Linked DNA regions of Homo sapiens: region 1 is linked to region 2. Evidence: read pairs that join two places in POLR2A ChIA-PET (ENCODE). Cell type or tissue: Caco-2. All regions are shown on one strand. Each heading gives the region's core, and the rest is flanking DNA. Links, peaks and the distances in the headings are about the cores only. Region 1 overlaps AOPEP (aminopeptidase O (putative)). Region 2 has its middle 30 kb from the start of FBP1.

Region 1 (2,915 bases), core at 144-2,643, 220 kb after region 2:
TTTTCTTCTTTCCTTTCTGAATGTCCCAACCTTCTTCTGTTATTATTTCCTTTTTGTTAAGAAGAGCTTCCTTTAACTATTCTTTAAAGGTGGGTCTGCTAGCAACAATTTCTCTTAATCCTTTATCTTAGAATGTCTTTATTTCCCCATTATTTCTGAAAGGATTTAGGGTTGATATTTCTTTCAGCACTTGAAAAATATTATGCATCTTCCTTTTGGCCTCCATAGTTTCAGATGGGACAACCACTGTCTTTCAAATTAGTATTTACTTATAGATAATGTGTAATTTCCCTGTGTTTTCAAGATTTTTTTTCTTTGTCTTTTGTTTTCAGAAGTTTAATCCTAATTTATCTTGGCATGGGTTTCTTTGGGTTTATCCTATTTGGGACTTACTCAGCTTCTTGAAACTGTAGGTTTATGTCTTTTGCCAAACTTGAGAAGTTTTCAAATCTACTCCCTTCCTCCTCTCTTTCTGAGACCTTTATGATATGAATTTAGATCTTTTATTATTTTCCCACAGAACCCTGAAGCAGTGTTCATTTTTTTCTATTTTCTCACTGTTGTTCAAATTGAGTAAATTTTATTGATCTGCTGTCAGATTCATTGATTCTATCTCCACTATGCTATCAAGTTCACTCAAAACACCCAGAAGTTGGCTACATAGAGCTCGCTGGAAGAAGCAGGCCCAGAAAGGGGCAGATTAAGAGACAGACATGTTAGTGACAGCCATAAATTCTCTGAGTGGAGCAAGAAGGAAGAGTGAGGGCTGAGGATAGTTTCTGTGAGATGGCCTCATTTGGAGGGTGAAGAGAAAAGAAACCATGGAGCAGGTGCTGACTTCTGTGTAGAGTGAAGGTGCTATTGTCCTGTTGTCATTTGGCTAACTAGAATGTTTTATGCTGTTTTCTTTTTCTTTCTATTATTTTTTAAAGAGGGAGGGTCTTGCTCTGTCACTGAGCCTGGAGTGTATTGGTACCAGAATGGCTCACTGGAGTCTTGAACTCCTAGGCTCAAGCAATCCTCCTGCCTCAGCCTGTCAAGTAGGTAGGACTAGAGATACAGGCCACGTCACCTGACTAATTGTTTCTTGCTAGGTTGCCCAGGCTTGTCTTGAACACCTGACCTCAAGCAATCTTCCCACTTCAGCCTCCCAAAGTGCTGGGATTCCAGGGGTTAGCTACCTCACTTGGATGTTTTATGCTATTTTCTTGATATAGTGCCTCTCTCTGCTTTGTATAATCAAATATATGACAGAATGATTGCATTTTTTAAGCCTTGAGAAGACCCTTATAGAAAACTGAGACCTAGAGTGTGAAATTACTTCACTAAGGTCACAAGACTGTGACGTGGTAGAATGGCAACTGAACTCTAGAGTATTATTTTCTCTTAGCTTTTCTCTTGTTGCTCCAGCAGTCATTTATTGAACACCCTTTTGGGTGCATTATAGGATAGAAGGGAACATAAGACACTCAAGTTGCTTATAGTTTTACCGGGAAGATAAAGACACAGGAAATAGCCAGGTAGCAGTGTAAGGCCCATTGGATGGCATGCAGAATGAGTCTAGTCAGTGAGGGCACGGGAGGAGTGAAGGAGGGGTCAGGAAGGGCAGGTGGCCTGGTTTCATGGATGAGTCCAGACTCGAGCCTGAAAAGGTAAGTATAAAATGAGGAAATGAGAAGACATTTGAGAAAAAGAGGTATATAAGCCAGGTTTTTAACAACCTACATGTCAAATCCTGTTCTTTCTTATTGGCTCATTTTGCCATGCATCCCTATAAAACTAATGATTTAGTAGTCAGTCTTGTGCTTGTGTGAGGAGAGGCTTTCCAGAGCCAGTTAACCTCAGAAACATAAACCCATTGAATACAGACAGCATTCATTCATTCAGCCTACCTTTACTGAACAACAGCTATGTACCAAATACAATACCAGGTGTTAGAGTTAGAAAATGAACAAGACAGGTCTCTTTCTCTTAAGAAACCAATAATACAGAAATAACATTATTCTCTTCTTAGAAAGAAAAATGTAAAATGTGTAATTGTCTGCTTTATAAACTGACAGTTCATGGAACATTTGTAGAAATTAATCACATTGGAAGACTTGCTAAAAATGTCAATCAGTTCCTCAAAAGTAGAAATAAGACTATCTTTGGTCACAATGCAGTAAGGTAATAAAATGAGGAAATAATAAAAGAAGAACAATTTATCCCTCTTCTACTAAAACCTCTCTGAACTTTTGGGTCAAAGAATAAATTAACCCCAAAATGCAGAATATCTAGAAAACAATATATAGCTCAATCTATGGAATGCCACCAAAATTGTTCTTGATGAAAAATGTATAGTCTAACATCACTTCTGAGGTTAGAAAACAACAATAAAATCAACCTACAGAATGCAAAAGAAAGAAAGATCAAAGCAGATATGAATTAATTAGAAGATATGAGAGAAAAACCAGAATTGACAAATACAAAAGTTGATTTATTGCCAAAACCAATAAAACAGAGATAACATTGGCTAACTGCATTAAGAGGGGAAAGAGAAAAACTCACTAATCCAGAGGATTAGAAATCATAAGTGACAAATAGTAACAGATGCAGAGGAAATTAAAAGAATCATATATAGTACTTTGTGAACTTTTCAGCAAAGAATTTTGACAATCTGACTGAAATAAATGATTTTCTAAGAACATATGAGTCACCAAAAATTGATACCGAATGAATTATTAGACAACCTAAGTAAACAATACCCATGGAAGAAAGTTAGCAAAGAATTTTTCCTGGAAAAACACCAGACCCACAGAGTTTCTTTCATAAGTGAATTTGCTCAAAATTTCAATAAACAGGTCAGTTCTAACTGTAAAGATATTTTCATAGAAAGGAAGGCTTTCAAATTATGTTTATGACCAGCAAAATACTAA
Region 2 (2,915 bases), core at 257-2,756:
AGGCTGAGGCTTGAGAATCACTTGAACACAGGGGGCAGAGTTTGCAGTGAGCCGAGATGGCACCACTTCACTCCAGCCTAGGGGAAAGAGCTAAACTCTGTCTCAAAAAAAAAGAAAAAAGAAAAAAAAGAAAAGTAATTCACCTGTTTTTCCACTTAGGGACTCTTTCTGTTTTAGGAGGATGAGATTTTTGAATGTTAACTAATGTCCCCCTTTTTTTATATTTTAATTGTGAAACATACGTAGAAGTTCATAAAACAAAATGCACTATTTAAAGGAAAATGAAAAGTTCAAGGAATGGAATGATGCCAGTCTCCTGGTATCCTTTTTCTGACTCGCCACCCAGAGGTAATCATTACCCTGACTTTTATGGCAATAATATCCTTGCTTTTCTTGGTAGTGTTACTGTCCAGCTATAATCTCCTCAGTAAAGTAGTTGTGCCTGTTTTTGAACTTTATGTACATGAACGCATGCTGTATATTCTTTTGTTCAAGGTTATCTGGTTGTTGTGTGGTGTGTGTGTCTATGGCTCATTCATTTTCATTGCTGTGTGGTACTCGACTGAGATGCTCTTTGATATTTTCTCCTGCTCCCTGCCCTTCCCTAATCAAATAGACCTTCTGCCTCCATGTCCCAGGGATGGCAATATAACCACAGAAAATCAAATTAAAATTATTTATTATTATTTCAAAAGCCCACATCCTCACGGATTTAAACGAGATTTATAGCAGGATTTCTCAACCTCCACCCTATTGACGTTAGACCTAATAATTCATTTGTTGTGGGGATGTCCTGTTCAGTGCAGGATGTTTAGCAGCTTCCCTGGGCTCTACCACTAGGTGCCAGTAGCATCCACGGCCCTCCAGTTGTGAGAACCAAAATGTCTCCAGATATTATTGCCAAACATCCCCAGGGAGGCAAAGTCACCCCAGATGAGAGCCACTGTGAGAAGAAGGAAAGGAAAAAATCAGTTGGGGAAAATGCAGACTGCAGAAGCAACCTGCCTGAAAAGTTACAGCAACAGGCAAAAATGAAACAACCTTGGGGAAAAAAAAAAACAAAAAACCTCAGGCTGCACCTGCGCACAGATAAGCAACTTAGTGAGCTCCCAGGAAAAAAGTTTCTTCCCTTTTTTCAGGCATATATACGGTGGAAACTTGCACAGATGGGGAGGGGGCTTACCTAAAACAAACCCACAGTTAATACAAACTAGAAAAGCAGAATTCGTGATGGCCTAGAGACATACCCACGGCTGCGTAACAGAAGGGGAATTGCACAGACAGCTTTACTGATAAGAGAAGTGACTCAAACTGCTAGAGATAAGAGTTTCTGATAAAAGCTTTTGAACTCAGCTGTAACCCCGCAATCCACTCGGAATCCTCTCTCCTCTGCAGAGAGCGTTTTTTCTGTCACTTTTTTTTTCTTTTTCCTTTTTTTTTTTTTTTTTTTTTTGAGATGGAGTCTCTCTCTGTCGCCCAGGCTAGGGTGCAGTGCCGCAGTCTCGGCTCACTGCAAGCTCCGCCCCCCGGGCTCACGCCATTCTCCCGCGTCAGCCTCCCGAGTAGCTGGGACTACAGGCGCCCGCCACCTCGCCCGGCTAATTTTTTTGTTTTTGTTTTTGTATTTTCAGTAGAGACGGGGTTTCACTGTGTTAGCCAGGATGGTCTCGATCTCCTAACTTTGTGATCTGCCCTCCTCGGCCTCCCAAAGTGCTTTTTTTTTTTTTTTTTTTTTGGAGACAAGAGTCTCGCTCTGTTGCCCAGGCTGGAGTGCAGTGGTGCAATCTCGTCTCTACTCCAATAGAAATGTAATTGGTTTTTGTATATTGATCCTGTATCCTGCAAACTTGTACTTGTTACTAGCTCTAATAGGTTTTTTTGGTTTGTCTTTGTGTGTTCTTTGGATTTTCTATATACAAAACCATGTCATCTGCAGATGCAAAGAATTTTGCTTCTTCCTTACCAATCTGGGTTCCCTTTATTTCTTTTTCTTGACTAATTGTTCTGGTTTTATTTTTTTTTTAACAATTTTCTCTTAAGCTTCTCTTCTGCCAAGCCATGGAATCATGTTAGTAGTCAGTTTGGGATCTTCCCTGCTTTCCTGGAGTTGTGTCTAATTTTTTTTTTTTTTTTTTTTTTTTGAGGCAGAGTCTAGCTCTGTCGCCCAGGCTGGAGTGCAGTGGTGCGATCTCGGCGCACTGCAACCGCCGACTCCCGGGTTCAAGCGATTCCCCTGCCTCAGCCTCTGGAGTAGCTGGGATTACAGGCGCCTGCCACCATGCCCAGCTAATTTTTTGTATTTTTTAGTAGAGATGGGGGGCTGGGCGCGGTGGTTCACGCCTGTAATCCCAGCACTTTGGGAGGCTGAGGCGGGCGGATCAGCTGAAGTCAGGAGTTCGAGATCAGCCTGGGCAACACGGTGAAACCCCATCTCTACTAAAAATACAAAATCAGCCGGGCATGGTGACACATGCCTGTAATCCCAGCTACTCAGGAGGCTGAGGCAGGAAATCGCTTGAACCTGGGAGGCGGAGGATGTGGTGAGCCGAGATCGCGCCATTGCACTGCAGCCTGGGCAACAAGAGTAAATCTCCGTCTCACCAAAAAAAAACAAAGAAAACAAAAAAGGAAAGAAATTAAGAAAACAATCCAATTCAATTAACAATAACATCCAAAAGAATGAGATATTGAATAAATTTAACAAAAGAAATGTGAGTCTTGGCCGGGCATGGTGGCTCACACCTGTACTCCCAGCACTTTAGGTGGCCGAGGCAGGCGGATAACGAGGTCAGGAGATCAAGACCCTCCTGGTTAACACAGTGAAACCCCATCTCTACTGAAAATACAAAAAATTAGCCAATGGCCGGGCATGGTGGCTAACGCCTGTAATCCCAGCACTTTGGGAGGACGAGGCG

What was found. ChIA-PET counts read pairs that join two places held together with the same protein. Peaks named below come from ENCODE experiments on the same cell type or tissue, not always from the same donor. Only the 100,000 strongest peaks of a DNase experiment are listed, where the experiment ranks them.
Region 1: POLR2A ChIA-PET joins it to region 2 with 17 read pairs; 4 of 35 experiments call an interaction of 5 or more read pairs at or near these places.

The regions. Positions count from the first base shown.
Region 1 is chr9:94,891,801-94,894,715 of GRCh38, forward strand. The region is part of intron 5 of AOPEP (aminopeptidase O (putative)); the gene reads left to right. Among named protein-coding and RNA genes, the nearest start is that of AOPEP-AS1, 52 kb to the right of the region's middle. In Caco-2, for the core only: no CTCF peak of the experiment used is centred there; no DNase peak of the experiment used is centred there.
Region 2 is chr9:94,668,181-94,671,095 of GRCh38, forward strand. No RefSeq gene overlaps it. Among named protein-coding and RNA genes, the nearest start is that of FBP1, 30 kb to the left of the region's middle. RefSeq lists an enhancer at 920-1,059 and a silencer at 1,047-1,341. In Caco-2, for the core only: a CTCF peak has its summit at 850 (motif pointing right); DNase peaks (open chromatin) are centred at 861 and 1,381; H3K4me3 peaks cover 1,123 bases.